Regions from separate parts of the Homo sapiens genome. Here region 2 is linked to region 1. The links are chromatin loops, found by intact Hi-C in ENCODE. Cell type or tissue: mammary epithelial cell. All regions are shown on one strand. Each heading gives the region's core, and the rest is flanking DNA. Links, peaks and the distances in the headings are about the cores only. Region 1 overlaps KCNMA1 (potassium calcium-activated channel subfamily M alpha 1). Region 2 overlaps KCNMA1 (potassium calcium-activated channel subfamily M alpha 1).

Region 1 (8,334 bases), core at 206-8,205:
CAGTTTTTCCACTCATAAAGATGCAGTTCAAATTTGAGATGTGTCAGGGATTTCACTGTGGCTGACTGTGTGTCATCATGATTAGATCATACACTCGAGCATTTTAGAGCTGTAAGTCCCTATGGAAATCACCCTGTGTATCCCCCTCCTCTGCCAGGTGAGACCCATGAAGGACAGAGAGGCCCTAAGGCAGCCCCAAGGTCACACAACATAAAAATCTAACAGCAAGAATGGAAAAGAAACTGCCTTCTACCACATTGGGTTGCCATGAAACCTAACAGCTGGGGGCGCCTGGGAAGAGAGAAAAAGTCACGAAGTTTCTTCCTGACACTCCCACTGACAATCGTGATTCTGACACCAGAAATGCCTTTTCTTCATAGCATTTCCCTTACATGGAGAAATACACCTCTTGTCTTGCTTCATTCACAGTTAAATATGCTTAGGAAGACGAGGAGACGGAGGCCCGTACTCTTGAGCCACCCACCTCTGAATCCACCTGCCTCTGGATCCACCAAAATACCTGCCCTTCCTATTTGCCCGAATGCTCTCATGTTTCAGAGCCCTCTCCTCCAGGAAGCCCTCCCTGCAAACTTCATCTTACCATCCCCTTTTCCATCCTGGATACTCTAGAGAAATCAGAGCTCAGATTGAAGCTGAGTCCTCAGACTTTCAGTTGCGTCTGATTTGGAAGGAGAAAGAAGAACCCCCACATCTCTGGCACCCCCATGGACACCAAGAGAAGAACTTCAGTCCATCTGACAGCAAAGCCTGAACTCTTTCTTCACTGAGTTCAAATTTGCCTCTACCACTCACCCACCCTTTGTCATCAGGCAAGCCACTTACAACTCTCCGAGCCTCAATTTTCCCACCTGGAAAAGGGCAATAATAATAATACCTTCCTCCTAGGTTGGTGTGAGGATTAAATAAGATTACATGTGCAAAAGCTCCAAGCACCCACAATAGATACCGAACTGGAAGTCACTATAATAAAACTGATAATGACAACGATAGTGATGGTGATAAATATCATTAGTGTATAATCCATACTTGGACCAATTTGGGTTTTTTGTTCAAGACCGCTCGGTGAGCTGAGTGTGGCGGCACATGCCTGTAATCCTAGCTGCTTGAGAGGCTGAAGCTGGAGGACCGCTTGAGCCCAGGAGTTTGAGACAAGCCTAGGCAACATAGCTAGATCCTCTCTTCTAAAAGAAAAACAAAACAAAACCAAGACCACTTGGCAACTCTATCAAAGAAAGGTAAACAGGTAAGAGCTTTTTGGGTTAAAATGTTGCAGGGATCTGAACTCCCACCCCTCTAGGCCAGGGAAGGAGAATGGGAGTGGTAAGAGACTTCCTAGTTTAAAAATATAACAATAAAATCCATCTTCCAAATAAAAACTGACCTAGTACACATTTTGGATTTTTTTTCTTTCTTCCAAAGCTCTGAGAGTTAGTTGAATCCTTTAAAAAGACAGCATGCTCACCTCTTTCTCCCTAGCACCAATGATTTGGAGAGACAGATCACTTCACTTCTGACATTCTAGATACATCTATATGTTGGGATTCTCCGTCCACCCAGCTAGGGCATTCTATGAAGCCAAGAATTTAGTTCTAAGCTCCCAAAGGAAGCTCTATTTCAAAAAGCCGGGTGGCTTTATTTCAAATTGAAGAGGCCATTAAATTCACAATATTTTGCCAAATGAATTTCTCAGTGATCCTGAGCAATCCTCTGAAGTCAGCTGTCCTTGTGCAGTCATGGGCCCAGCACAGAGCAGGCGTACATACTAAGCACCTGTTCCAGCAGGTAGAGACAGTGTAGTGACTGGGACAAGCCTCTGCCCTCATGGATCCAGCACTCCTTAAACAATTTCTGAAGAAACTCAGGGGAGCCAGTGACTGGTACATTCTCTGTTTGAGCTGCCACAAGTGCTGCGGGATTTTTCAGTGCTGGAAGGGGTCCCCACCATATTAGCAACAAGGTATCAAGTGCCAAACACTGTGCGACATCTTACCTAAGTTTTCACTGGGCATTTTCTGTTTAGTAAGTCAGGCACTGAGGGAGGGAACATGTGACATGTCCAATGTTCAGCTTGGCAAACAGTGAAGAGGGGGTCCAATGGGGGGCAGGGCGCAGGTGGCTGGGATATGGTGCTGGAGGGTCTCTCCACATAGGGATACAATTGGGTAGCATCTCCATCAGCTGACGTGTTCCCAATTGTCCTTTCTTGGTTATCTGCCTGCCTGGCAAGAATGTGTTTCTTACACTGCCGCCATGAGCTTACACTTCACTCACTATACAATTTATTCCACTCACTTTTCACAGTGATAGCAGGTTGCCCATATGGCTTTATCTCTTCTGGAAAGGGAGAGTGAGCATGTCCCTTGCCCCATCACCCTCCAGATATGGTGTCTGTGCAGCTGGCAGGATTGGAACCCAGTTCTGTTTCACTGCTCTTCAAGTGTAACCTTCATCATAGTCTACACCCTGCAGAGGAGAAGCCATGGAGTGGGAAGGCAGTGATGGGGAACCGAGCAACCGAGAGGGGTGCCAGACTAGCCCAGATCCTTGCAAACTTTCCCATGACAGCCCTGAAGGCAGAAAAGAAGAAACTTTTACCTCCTACCTCAGGGAGTCTGGATTAGAATTTGAAGCAAGCCTTCCACAAGCAGACAGTTTCTTTATATATATTTTAAATTTTATCTTTTTATTTTTGTTATATTTTTAGAGACAGGGTCTCACTCTGTTGCCCATGCTGGACTGCAGTAGTGCAATCATAGCTCATTGCACTATGATGCAATGAACTCCTGGGCTCAAGCAATTCTCCTGCCTCAGCCTCCCAAATCACTAGGTATTACAGGCATGAGTCACCATGTCCAGCCAGGAAGCTTCTTTAAATTGTTGCATTTTATCTTTTAAAATATGTATGCATATTTTATTCCTCCTCATGACAAATGTGATTGAATACAAAATAATATTCATTCCCAAACCTTCAAGAAGAACTGGTTCTCCAGGAAAATGTGCCATGATTATACTGCAGCTTCTAGCATTCCCTGTGAGGCTCTGGGCTGTGCACCTCTAATGCTGGAAAGTCCAAATCCAGGAGACTCGGGTCTCCTGAGATTCCTTGGCCATCTGTTCATTCATGCCATCCACTCACTGATTCAGGGCCCAGAGGAGCACCAGGGTTAACGGCTGGCGGCTGAGTCAGCAGCTCTCAAGGCAATCACCTTTTCCACCTACTCATGAATCACTAACCTGCTGCCCCCTTGCTACGTGCCTGGAAATGCATAAATGTGCTTAAAATAAGTGGTACCTGGGTAGCAAGTTTCTCACCAGCAGGAACCAGTCCAAGTGAGTACAGGGCAAATAGCAGTGCGGGGTGAAAATAAAGACTGACTACCACTGGCAACCCTTGGTCACTCTTCATTTATTCATCCAACATTGCTGAATATTTGCCCTGTGCAAGGCTCCATGCCCTGGCAATGGGGGGCACTTGAAGGCAAATAAGAGCTTTACAAGGCTCTAGGAGATGTCACTAGTATTCCAAAAACCCTAACAGAAGATACAAAAGATTAGTGCCATTAGAGAGGAAATGGGGTAGAAGCTTTGGTTGGGGGGAAGCTCATTAGTTAGAGGAGAGAGATGTTACTTCTAACTTAGAACATCAAAAACAGAAGCTTCCTGGCTTTAGCCCCAGGCCATGAAGAATGAGTGGAATTTCAGGATACACAGACAAGAAAGCAGAAAAGATAAAATGAACTCCCACATAAGGCAGGAGATAGGGGTGACTAGTTATGTGGGTTGCAGCCCAGGAACACAGGGAGGAATGATGGAGATCTTTGAGCACCAAGAAGAGAAGTTTGGACTTTTTGTTTTCCTTTGGTTAATGAGGAGCCATGAAAGAGTATTTGTGGAGGAAAGTGAAGTAATTAGCTAACATTTAGAAAGTTTAAGTGGGTAGTAAGATGTATGACTAATCAGAAATGACAGAGTCACGAGACCAGCTGGAAGAGTACTGCAAGAGTCCAAGCAAGCAGCAATGGAAGCCTGAACTAGAAAAGAGACAGCAGCAGTGGAGAAGAGTTGAGCCACGAGGATTTGGCAACTGACTAGAGAAGGCACCAGGAGAAGCAAGTCCCTGAAAACCATGCTGCTTGGGAAAGACCAACTCTTTCTCTCATTTCCTCTTAGGGAATTGTAAAAGGAATTCCCTATCACCATTTAAATTTGGTTAAATTCACCAAAGAGTGATGGGGTGAATCACTCTTTGGTGACTAACCCCTCTGGCTCTTGTGTAGAGCTAATTAGAGTTTCTTCTGGAAGATCTGAAACCACCAACAGTGAGACTCCTCAGATGACCCTGATGGGCAGGTCCATGATTCAATCTGTTTCTTCCAGCATCTCCCCACTGGCTGCAGCACATCTAGGGGTTCAACCTAAGGGAGCCCCCCTACTCTGGGTATGGTTAGAGCTCCTTTCAAGATCATTCTAATATCAAAAGAGGGAATCTTCAAGGAGCCTTGTTGGCTTCTTATACTTAGAGAGAAACCAAGAACACAGTCAGAGTTGATGTTTTTAAATACCAAATCTGTATGCATCTATCAGAGAGACAGAGAGAGAAAGAGAGAGAGAGAGTTAGAGAGAGACAGAGTTTTGAAACATGGAGAGAGGGAAAGAGAGATGTTCCTAGAGAGAGAGAGAGAGAGAGAGAGAGTGTGTGTGTGTGTGTGTGTGTGTTAGAGAGGGAGAGAGACAGAGAGGGAGAGAGAGAGAGAGAGAGAGAGCTTTGAAATATGAAGAGAGAGAGGGAAAGAGAGATGTTCCGAGAGAGAGAGAGAGAGAGTGTGTGTGTGTGTGTTTGTTAGAGAGGGAGAGAGAGAGAGAGAGAGAGCTTTGAAATATGAAGAAAGAGAGAGAAAGATGTTCCGAGAGAGAGAGAAAGAGAGAGAGAGAGAGAGTGTGTGTGTGTGTGTGTGTGTGTGTGTGTGTTAGAGAGGGAGAGAGAGAGAGCTTTGAAATATGAAGAGAGAGAGTAAAAGACAGATGTTCCTATGAAGCCCTCAGCTCCTAACCCTCTCTCTGGCTCAGTGTTTGAAGCCCCTCCAGCCGCCCATGGCAAAACTTCCTTCCAGAGGAGCAGGCCATGCATCCCAGACCCATGTGTATGCTGTCCCCTAAGAATGAGAGCAGTGCTCTGTTTCCCAAATGGGCAGGGGAAGCAAACTTTTGTTTCCATAGTCTATAAAACATTTTTAAATTTAAAAACAAATGCTTTGCAGCCTCTGAATTATTAGTTTTTTATTAAAAATACAAACAGCTCTATGGAACACCATGGGAAAATGAGGACTCTTGCAACTTCGTTTGGCTCCCTGTTAAACAGAATAATGTTCATGAGGAAGAAGGTACTGTTTGTTCCTTAAAATGTTGTATTGCGTACAATGGAGAAGAGCAACGTGGAGATGACTTTCCAATGTGTTCCCTTGAAATGACCTGAGGACCGAATCAGGAAGCTCAGTCTGACCAGCTCAGCAGACTACCCCCACTGCCCCATCCCAGAGCTGAACTTGCAGTCAGCCCTGATAAAAATCTCTGGACTAGAACCAGAGCACCAATATCAAGGGATTATCCATGAACTGACTGTTCTTTCCTGCAGGCAGGCTCCACGCTCCTGGGTGGCCAGAGTGCCAATCAGCCCTGTCCCAGTGCTCTAACGAGGTGCCCATTCACTGCCCAAGAGACAACATGCCCAAGCTATGACCCAGCTCCAAGATCTGAAGGGACCAGACTGCCTTCCTGTTTTTCTCTGCATCCCCTGAGCTCCCTCTTGAAAAGGGAAGGAAAGCTAACAGAAAAGCCACTTTCTCACACACTTTTGGTGAGATTTCATGAAAGCTGCATGACCTTTCTGGAAAGCAACTTGGCAATGTATAGAGAATCTTAAAAAACATGTGCATCCTTTGGCCCAGCAATTCTGCTTCTAGGAATCTGTCCTAAAGAAACAAGTCTGTGATGTAAATAAAAATGGACATATTCAGTTCTTGACTGCAGTGCAACCTGAAACACTGAAAAACTGAAAATAACTCAGAGGACCAACAATAGGGAGATGGTTAAGTAAACTGCAGTGTATCTACTTGGGAAACTAATATGCATCATTTAAAAGCATAGCTTCAAAGAATTATTGATAAAACAGGAAGATATTTATGTATGCATCTAAATGCATAGAGAAAAGAGTGACATAAAACATTCAAATATGAACAGCAATCATCTCTAGGATTTAACTGCTGCTTTCATTTTTATTTGATTTTATTTTGAGACAGGGTATCACTGTATCACCCAGCCGGCAATGCAGTGGCACGATCTCAGCTCACTGAACCGCAACCCCCTGGGCTCAAGCAATCCTCCCACCTCAACCTCCTAAGTAGCTGGGACTACAGATACGCATCACCATGCCTGGCTATTTTTTTTTTTTTTTTGTAATTTTTGTAGAGATGGGGTTTCATCATGTTACCCAGGGTGGTTTCAAACTCCTAGGCTCAAGCAGTCTGCCTGCCTCGGCCTCCCAAAGTTCCAGGATTAGAGGCGCGAGTCCCCCCACTCAGCCTGCTTTGACTTTTATGCTCTTTTTATTGTGGCAAAATAAATATCACATAAAATTTACCATTGGAACCACTTTTCCTTTTTCTTTTTTTTTTCTTTTCTTTTTTTTTTTTTTTTTGTAGAGGTGCTCTCTCCCTCTCTCTCTCTTTTTTTCTTTTTGTAAAGGCATGATCTCACTACGTTGCCTAGGCTGGTATTGAACTAAGTGTCTAGTTCTATAGCACGAAGTACATTCACATTGTGGTGCAACTATCATCACCATCCACGTCCAGAATTTTTTCATCAACCCATGGTGAAACCCTGTAACCAAAAACATCTCCCTATTCCCTCCACCTCCAGCCTCTGGCCACCACCATTCGCTTTTTGTCTCTGTGAATTTGCCTACTCCAGGTATCTCATATAAGTGGAATCACACAGTATTGTGTTTTGTCTTTTTGCGACTGGCTTATTCCACTTAGCATAATGTCCTCAAGGTGTGTTCACCCATGTTGTAGCATGTGGCAGGATTACCTTCCTTTTCAAGGTAGAATAATCACTGTATGTCTATGCCACATTGAACGGACATTTCAGTTGATTCTACCTCTTGGTTACTGTTTTTTGTTGTTGTCATTTTGTTGGGTTTTGTTGTTGTTGTTGTTGTTGTTGTTGTTGTTGTTGTTTGACAGAGTATCACTCTGTCACCCAGGCTGGAGTGCAGTGATGCAATCTCGGCTCACTGCAACCTCCGCCTCCCAGCTTCCAGTGATTCTCCTGCCTCAGCCTCCAGTAGCTGGGATTACAGGTGCACACCACCATGCCTGGCTAATTTTTGTCTTTTTAGTAGAGACGGGGTTTGACCATGTTGACCAGGCTAGTCTCGAACTCGTGACCTCAGTGATCTGCCTGACTCAGCCTCTCAAAGTTCTCGGATTATAGGCGTGAGCCACCATGCCCGGCCCTACCTCTTGGTTATTGTGAATAATGCTGTTATGAAGATGGGTTTGCAAATATCGTTTTGATTTCCTGCATTCATATCTTTTGGTTATATACCCCAAAGTGGAACTGCTGGATCATGGTAATTCTATGTGTCATATTTTGAGGAACTGCCATACTGTTTTCCACAGTGAATGCATCATTTTACATTCCCGCCAGCAATGGACAAGGGTTCCAATTTCTCCACATCCTGTCAACACTTGTTGTTTTCCAACTTTTTTGATAATAGCCATCCTAATGGATATGCATTTTTATGCTTTTATGTATTTTCAGAATCTCCTTCGGGAAGCATGTGGTATGTTTATAATAAGAAAAACAAAAATTAACGTTATGTTTTAAAACTGTGCTAGGGAATGGCTCACTGGATGTTATCCACTTTACTCCTCAATGCTGCTGGGCTAACAGTCCTCCTCCCACCCTCAGCAAGGCACAGCTAAATTCTGGGGATCATTAGTTGTCAAACACCAACTCTATGGCAAGTGGAGTGCAAGACCCTACAACCTTATGGGGCTGATATCATAACCCAATTAGCACAATCCCACTGCTGCTGCTTGGAGGCCTGGTTCTCCTTCCATGAGTGTTGCTCCTTTCTCCCCACTCCTACCCCCCACTTCAAGCTCCAAGCGATGACAGGAGTATAGAAAGGAAAGAAAAGAGATTTGGGGATTCACACAGTCCTGGGGTACAATCGCAGCTCCACAGTTGCTCAGTGATAAGATAAGCAATGTCACCTTCCTGGACCTCAGATTGCTCATCTGCTAATTG
Region 2 (8,334 bases), core at 290-8,289, 250 kb before region 1:
AAGGGAGGAAATAGACAAGGATGGAAGCAGCAATGGTGACATTAGCACCCACAGGGCGTCTGCAGGCACTCTTGACTTGGTTGTACAATTTCTAAAAAATCTTTGCTTCACAAGGATCAGAATATGTGGGAGGACAGGGTTGGCGTTGGTGTCGGGAGACATCAGAATTAGGAACTAAAGTGACGTGTGACATAAATTGGGCAGGAGTCCTTTTAAAAAGAATGCAAAAGAAAGGGAGCTTTTTGTACACAATCCACCTCGTGTGGCTAATTGGAGATCTTTGGGGAGATGGTGTGTGGAGGGCTCAATGCTTGTCTGTGCTTGTTAAGGCACTAACATGATGTCTGACCAAAGACTCAGTCCAGAGGCATCTTCCTCTGCTTGGGTGTTTCTAGAGAGTCTACTGCTGGGATGATAAAGCATAATTTTAGTAAGGTTTAACGTAATTATCTTTGGTTTTCAATTCCAGGAGCTCTGAGGACAATCTGTCTTAGCCAGATAGTAATCACTTGCAGCTACACAAATGAGTCTTCCCTCACAACCACCCTAGGTTCATTAAGATCAGACCCAAAGAAAACGCCCTATGCTGGGATCTGTCTTTGCCTAATGGCCAAAAATGAAAGGTGTGCAGCTGTCTTTGGAAGTGACTTATCCATCACCTCTGGATAGTAAAAAGAGCTTTAAAAGGTTAAAAAGATCATAAACCACCAATGATGACCTTTCTCTGAGCTGTATTGCTAATGGACAGAAGTAAAATAACTACCTAGCCTGCTTGTCCACTTGCACAACTGGAGCTGGCCTGCCTCGAGACATAGCTGGTCCAGCAGACCTAGGGAGCCTGTTTTATACATTAATCGGCATTCCTTGCACTTTTCAAAGGGCTGGGTGCAGAGAGCCTGGAATCTCAAACTTGTGCTACAGGATAGTCCTCAGCATTCTGGAGGGGAGGGGCAGCTCTGGCTAAAATTCACTGAGACAAGCCATTTCACGCATGTCTGTTGGTTTAGATTCACTTGTGGGAAAGCCTATAGACTGTCCCCTGATTCATTTATTTGAAGGGTGTAAATACTAGCTACAATTCATCTGGAGAATTCTGGGTGCTTTTTTTCCAGGGTGATGATTTAGTATAACTTCCACGAGAAGTTTAAAGCTGTCTTTCCAAAATACCCAGATGGCCAGCCAAACCATGAATGTGTAAAACTGGTAACAGTTTTGAATGAAAGACATGGATTTTAAGAATGTACATTCTACTTTCTCACTTTCTTTCCATTTGCATCTTATATGTGGATAGAACTTCATTTTTTTTTCTCATTCACTAAGCTCGATTATAATTTTTTAATAGGTTTCACTGTGTTTTATTCCTGGAAATCTATGGACTTACCATAGAGATGGCTTTAGAGATTCTACACTAATTCTCTCCCAAACTAAAACTGAGCTTGCTTGCCGTCTTTCCCAAGGAAGATGGAAAACTCCCTTGTGCTGAATCCACTGATTGGGCCTGCCACCGGACAGAATCTTCGGATATGCTCTCAGAACAAAATGAAGTCATGAAAATGAAAAGTTTCTATATAAATAACCAGAAGGTCTTCTTATAAACAAAGCCTTGCTATGCCAAATCACACAGTTTAGCAACAGAGAAGAAAGGCTAAAGCTGGGATGAGGCTACGACAGTCCTCAGGCAGAATGGGAATAGCCTTGTTTCTAACCTTATGGGCATTTTTGCCAGGAAAAGGTGAGGACAGGACTGAAGTTCCATCCTTGGGATAGACTATTTGCAAGTTCATAAAAGAAACCAGAATCAGAGAGGACTCCCAGTGCCATCTTCGCCAAGGCCTAGAAGGATCACAATTAAAGCCAAAGGACATTGAGATGGTGTAGGACATTAGGGGAAGAGGGTGCATTGGGGAATTTCATTCCTTTTCATCTTCTCACACGGAAACAGAGAACACCAGGATCTACAGAACAAAAGACTGCCTCATAGTAGACTGTAAAAAAAGACACAATCCAAATCCATCTAAAGAGCATTTTATTTCTGAGAAATACAGAGGGACAAAAGGTTAAAAAAATAAAAAAAATAAAAAAACGAAAAGGGAAGGAAGGTGCTGGCTGAGGCATCTGGACTTCTAACCCATCAACACACTCACCTCCACATTAGGGTTTTCTTTCTCTGGGACATACAAGCTTCAAGCCCAAACCTCTTTCCTGAGTCTCAGCATGGAAGTTGGCAGGGTCTGCACCCCACGACATGTAAGAACACCCCTGGAGAGAGATTGGAGAAATAAGACCAGGGGCTTTAGAGGATCTTCAGTTCAATACAAATAGGATCCAGAATCATTAACAGTAAATATTTAAAAGGGGGCTTACCTTCAATGACATGCCAATGGGAGTCTTCCAAACTTAAACAAGCTCTTCTCTTTCTTGGCTCGGGAGAGCTGATGGAGGGAGCATGTGGAATCTTGTCTCCTGACAGCGTTTAAAGGACTCTCCATCTGAGATGGGTGAGGGCAGCCCAGCCTCGCATGTGGGGTGGGCTGAAGGACCTCTGATAGGCTTAAACTTGGCTGATTCCCAGAGACAGGTTATTAAAGGAGATATTTGCTTTGTTTTCCCTGACTGACATTTTGGCCTCTCCACCCAAATGCACAAAATCCTTGGCCGGTGACCAGATGGCTCTGAGAAATTCTGAGTTTAGCTGTGCATGAAATTACCACCATCCCAAGCCACAGGAAAGGAGCACTAAGCTCAGAATTCAGGCACACCAGAGTCTGAGCCAACAGGCACACCAAGCAGGTTTCCTAGTATCAAAGTCTAGTAGCCAACCATGCCAGGGATAGAGTTTAAAGTTCAAAACACTCACACAGTGGACAATAAAGGCAACAAGCTCAAGGCCATTGTCACCAGAGTTGCCAAGTTCACGCCACAACAGAAAATGAGTTAGACTCCAGCTTGTTTCCCAGATGCCATCAACTTCATGATTTGCAATAGTATAGTTGGAACAAATTATTTCCTCAGGGTTGGCACCTGCAGGAATCAGGGCAGAACTGGCTGCAACATTGCAGTTCTAGTCTGTGCCCTCTTCATCCTTCTGCAAGGTCTTTATCATCTGTCACCCAGGCTCACTCTGGAGCACCAGTCCATTCGGCTGGCACCCAAGGAGTCTGCATGAGTGTCCACTCTAGAAGTCCTCAAATGGCCAGGGCCTCCACCTCTGGGGGTCATGATGAACTCCTCCATCCATCTCCTTACCTTCACAAGTCAAGAAGCACCAGCGTGCAATGCTTCAGCTGAATACCCGATTGGCAGGTGAAAGGATAGCATCATGCTTTCTAATCTGACCTCCAGTAAGATCAAAGCATTGGAAACCCAATTGAGAAAAGGATCCTACAACCATAGCAAGAATGGCTCAGACCCTCATCTGTGGGAAACTGTCACCCTCCCAGAAGTTGCAAATTCCCATCAAGTCATCTTAACTACTTGACATCTTCAGTGCAAATACATCATTAGGAAACAGCTCTTTAAAAATAAGTAATACCCAGCAAGAAGACTTGACCTCATATACCTCACCCTCCTATGCCAGCAGACTCAAAATAGCCTTCCTTCTGAGAACTTTCTTTCCCATTTAGAAAATCAGTACAGTACAGCACTAGCTTCCTCCAAAATCTTCTGCACTCAGAAGGTCTTGCAAAGGTTGGTGTCAAGGTAAATAAATGGATCAATGTAAAGGCTCATGATTGTTTATGAAACGAGGGCAAGAAAGTATATTTGAATACTCACTTTGATGAATCTATGAAGTATATTACAAGTGCACCGATGCTGAGAGCAAAGACTAAGACAACCTGTAAAAGAAGAGGAGAATGCCATCACTTAAGAGTTGGACCTCAGGATGTTTGGGTTTTTTGACACATACCGAAGCAGCTTTGAAATACGGTGCCCATTGCCCTTGGGGACCTGCTTGGAAATCTCACCCTCATCCCCAGCCCCCCATTACTGCTTCAGGTTTGGCTCTTCATACAGCAATGGGCAGCAACCTCGCTCCTTGCCAATAGGGGTCAGGGTAGCCTTTTATGTCTCAGGGCACTGGGTTTTTATCTGACCCTGTTATCTCGAAGTCCAGCTTCTCTGCAATTGTAGTTGATAAACTTCAGTGGGAAAAAAGCAGGTGAAAATTTAGGGTGATACAATTTTTAATATTATATGTAGTCTAGGATCTGCAGGAACTCCAATAGAGGAATATCAACTTTAACAGCTTCATTGAGGCATAATTTACATACCACAATATTCACCCATTTAAAAAGTACAATTCATCAATGACTTTAGTAAATCTACTAAGTTATGCAATCATCACTGTAATCCAGTTTCAGAACATTTTCATCATCCCAGTAAGATCCCTCATGCCTGTTAAATCAATCCCCTTTCCCATTTCCAAGCCCCAGACCACACTAATCTACTTTCTGTCACTACATAAGAGATACCAATTTGAAGATCACAAATTTGCTCGTACAAATGTCCGTGTGTGTATGTGTGGACATACATAAAGATATATTCACTGCATGTATGATCTATATGATTAGAACACTTCTGAAATATTTAGGAAAGTAGTTCCAGTTCAGGAAGTCAATTAGGCAATCCATTAGGCCAGTTATGTGACAATCCTTGTCCTACTTTACACTCTTCACTCAAAATTAATCTCCATGGATGGAAGACAGTTTTGGCATCTCCTTCAGTGGATACCTGTCATGCTAAGGTCCATAGAATGAATATGTAGCAGATTAGGCTGACACTGACACTTCTGTCCTCAGTACACATTCTACTTTCTTTAATCTTTCACAGAGGAGACTATTAATGCAAATAAAGGATAGTCAGAAATAAAGAAGATGCTTTCAGCCAACAATTAAGCCTGAGAATAAAAAGTAAGCACCACCATTACACACAATGCCTGGCTGCTAGGTCAACCTTTCCAGGTATGCTAATACCCTGAAGAGACTGCAGGCTGAAGGGCATTGGAAGTCAGTCTCCTCAGTGTCCATCTATTGACATCTCTCAGGCCTTGGCTGGTGGGTAGAGAGGAATCCCAATTTATGTAAAGACTAAGCATGATCAAGCTTTGTGTGTGTGTGTGTGTGTGTGTGTGTGTGTGCGGGCACGTGTGCCTGTGTATGTATGAGAGACAGAATCTCTCTCTTTTACACCCACCCACACACACACACACTCCTGTATTTTTTATGTGTGCCAAAGTGGCTGACAGAAAATGAAATCTGCATGAGATACTCATTTAAAGCATTGCAAAACTGCATGGAGCTCCTGGGGCAGAATGGTGGCTTGCACAGCCCAGAAAATGACCATTAAAAACAATTGGACACTGTAAAAGGAATATGCAGTTTCATAGCAACTGATAAAATCTCCATATAAAGGGAGGTGCTAAAACAATACACCACTGAGGTTTATTTCATTCTGCCATTTAAAAAAAAAAACAACTAAAACATGCTCCAATTGAATGCTGCAGTCTATCAGTAATTATCACCCGCCCAGCACTAATCCCTCTTAGCTGCCTCACCTCAACCCCTCCCATCACACATATTCATTCATATGTTCCTTTCAAAGGTACACACAAAAACAAGCAAACAAAAACATGAGCAGGCCTTCGCTTTTTCCTCTATTATCTAAAGGAGGCAGCAAAACAAAAAGCTTAAGATTAATTTTGATCTGTGCTGCTATTTCTGAGGCATAAGCAGTTAGATCCTGGCCCTGACCTCATTCTCAAAAAGCTGCAAAGAGAAGGGGTGTGGCCAGAACCCAGGAGAAGGGCCTCTTCTCCATTCATAAACAGCTGATTTAAGACTAATCCCTGTCCATTTGGCTCCCTGTGTGTGTATCTGTGAATGCTGAGCATCTGTCAGAGCTGGCTATATAGGCCTATGCCACCCAAAGCCACTGTTGCAGAAAAGGACTGGAAAGAAGCCCTTGCAAATGGCATCTACATCATTCTGTAAGGAACTCAAAATCTAAGACCCCTGCAATGGCAATGATTTCGCAGCATCCAGATGGCCAATGTAGCTGATCCTAATTTGCTCCAGCTGCCTCCACTTGGAGTCAGTGATGGGGACTAATGCATTCCTTATTTAAGCAAATCAGCCAGTGACAGGAGGAGGCCAGGAATCCTGCTACCCTCTGAAGATGAAAACTCAAATATCAGCATCTCTCTGATAGGGTAAGAGAGGGAAGAAATCCAGGAGGGAAATAACCTCCACAGCTCCCTGGCCCTGAAGACTCTGTTGAATGGACATGCATTTGGGTCCACGTATTCAGCTGGAAGGCCTCCTCTCAATGAGATACAGGATAGGCAAACTGCCCCATGATGTACGATGAAATGCTCCCTGGGGAGATGATCTGCCTCTCAGTATTAAGGTAACTGTGCACGTAGTCTTGAAACTTGCTAAATGCCTCTTTATCGTGTCAGGCTTGATCACATTGTCAGCCCAGATCCAGGTGCTGCAGAAAACACATCAATACTTTGGATGTGGCCATGAAAATAGAATCCCCATCAGAGACTTGTCTTCTCTAGGCCCCTAGCAAAGCCACCTTAGAAGTGTCAGTTTAGTCTCTCTCTTTCTCTATCTCTCTAACAAATCCCCATTGTCTGAGAACTCTAAGTTTGAAAACACAAAATGATTACATTTTAGTCTGCATGGTAATGGTATTATTATAGAGCACCCCAAATAGTCACCTAAGTATTTAACATATCCTATACATAAGGCCCAAGAAAAACAGAAGATGGGAGGCCACTTGGAGTCATGAAATATACTCTTTTTTTTTTTTTTTTAGACAGATCCTCGTTCTGTCGCCCAGGCTGGAGTGCAGTGGCGCGATCTCAGTTCACTGCAACCTCTGCCTCCCAGGTTCAAGCAATTATCTTGCCTCAGCCTCCCAAGTAGCTGGGACTACAGGTGCCTGCCACCATACCCGGCTAATTTTTTGTATTTTTAGTAGAGAGGGGGTTTCACCATGTTGGCCAGGCTGGTCTCAAACTCCTGACCTCAAGTGAACCACCTGGCTCAGCCTCCCCAAGTGTTGGGATTACAGGCATGAGCCACTGCACCTGGCAAAATATACTCTTTTTTATAGAGTCATTCTTCTGTAGATTAATCCCATGCTATTATGCAATTAGTGATAAATCATATAGTACAGGTTTAGCCAATATAAAATGAACTATTGCCTAGATGGATCATTAGTAACTGGGTAAAGATAGAAAAAGTAGGGCCCTTATCTCAATATCCTCTCCTTTCCCAAAATGTCCTTCCTTTCTACATAGTACCACTACTCTAATATCTCTTCACGAAGGGCTGAGGCCATTGGGAATCCTTTTGCAAGCTTCTATAGTTTCAGGGACAAGGAGGACAGAAGCCCAAGGGACATGGTAAAATGAGGCCAAGGAAAGCACAGTACCCCAGAAAGCAAAGCATCCCTGCCCTACAGCAGCTGAGTCATAGAATAAGACAATAACCAAGCATGTAACAAAGCATTGTCCCACACAAGGGCTTGGGGGCAGCAGTGTGATACACAGATAATTTGAGCATTGCCTCTTAGGGCACTTCTGCTAGCTTGCTTGAGAGCCTGTCCTGGTTGCTAAACTTGCCATAGTCTGAGCTCAACAAATTACCTCAGCCATCTTGGACAGTATGAATTGTCACCTTCTCAGATTTACTGAAAACACCCATATACTGTGTGGAGATATTGAGTACTCGGTGTGCCAGATTCCTAAAAACAAAAGCAATTTGATAAATGTCATTGGAACAATGGTGTTTGAGTCATCTATTTTCAAAACTCCAAGATCAAACAAGACATGTGTTTGCACAAAAGAATGCCAGGAACACACATACACGGTGTATTTTTTTTTAAGGGCAGGGTGCAGTGGCTCATGCCTGTAATCCCAGCACTTTGGGAGGCCATGACAGGTGGATCACTTGAGGCCAGGAGTTCTAGACCAGCCTGTCCAACACAGTGAAACCCTGGCTCTACCAAAAAATGCAAAAATTAGCAGTTGTGGTGGTGCACACCTGTAGTCCCAGCTACTTGGGAAGTTGAAACAGGAGAATCACTTGAACCCTGGAGGCAGAGGTTGCAGTGAGCCAAGAGTATGCCACTACACTCCAGCCTGGACAACGAAGTGAGACTCTGTCTCCAAAAAAAGCAAAATAAAAAAATATAAAAGTGGGCTGGGCATGGTGGCTCACACCTGTAATCCCAGCACTTTGGGAGGCCGAGGTGGGGGGATCACGAGGTCAGGAGTTCGAGACCAGCCTGGCCAATATGGTGAAACCCTGTCTCTACTAAAAA

The links. Peaks named below come from ENCODE experiments on the same cell type or tissue, not always from the same donor. Only the 100,000 strongest peaks of a DNase experiment are listed, where the experiment ranks them.
Region 2: a loop joins it to region 1, with 2.6 times the contacts of the local background. A loop is called at or near these places in 7 of 110 quality-filtered maps.

Annotation. Positions count from the first base shown.
Region 1 is chr10:77,501,884-77,510,217 of GRCh38, forward strand. The region is part of intron 1 of KCNMA1 (potassium calcium-activated channel subfamily M alpha 1); the gene reads right to left. Among named protein-coding and RNA genes, the nearest start is that of KCNMA1, 130 kb to the right of the region's middle. In mammary epithelial cell, for the core only: a CTCF peak has its summit at 3,273; DNase peaks (open chromatin) are centred at 3,208 and 4,328; H3K27ac peaks cover 3,832 bases.
Region 2 is chr10:77,247,421-77,255,754 of GRCh38, forward strand. KCNMA1 (potassium calcium-activated channel subfamily M alpha 1) reads right to left here. Exons shown (of 28, transcript NM_001161352.2): 3 at 3,775-3,836. Among named protein-coding and RNA genes, the nearest start is that of KCNMA1-AS3, 99 kb to the right of the region's middle. In mammary epithelial cell, for the core only: a CTCF peak has its summit at 4,038 (motif pointing right); no DNase peak of the experiment used is centred there.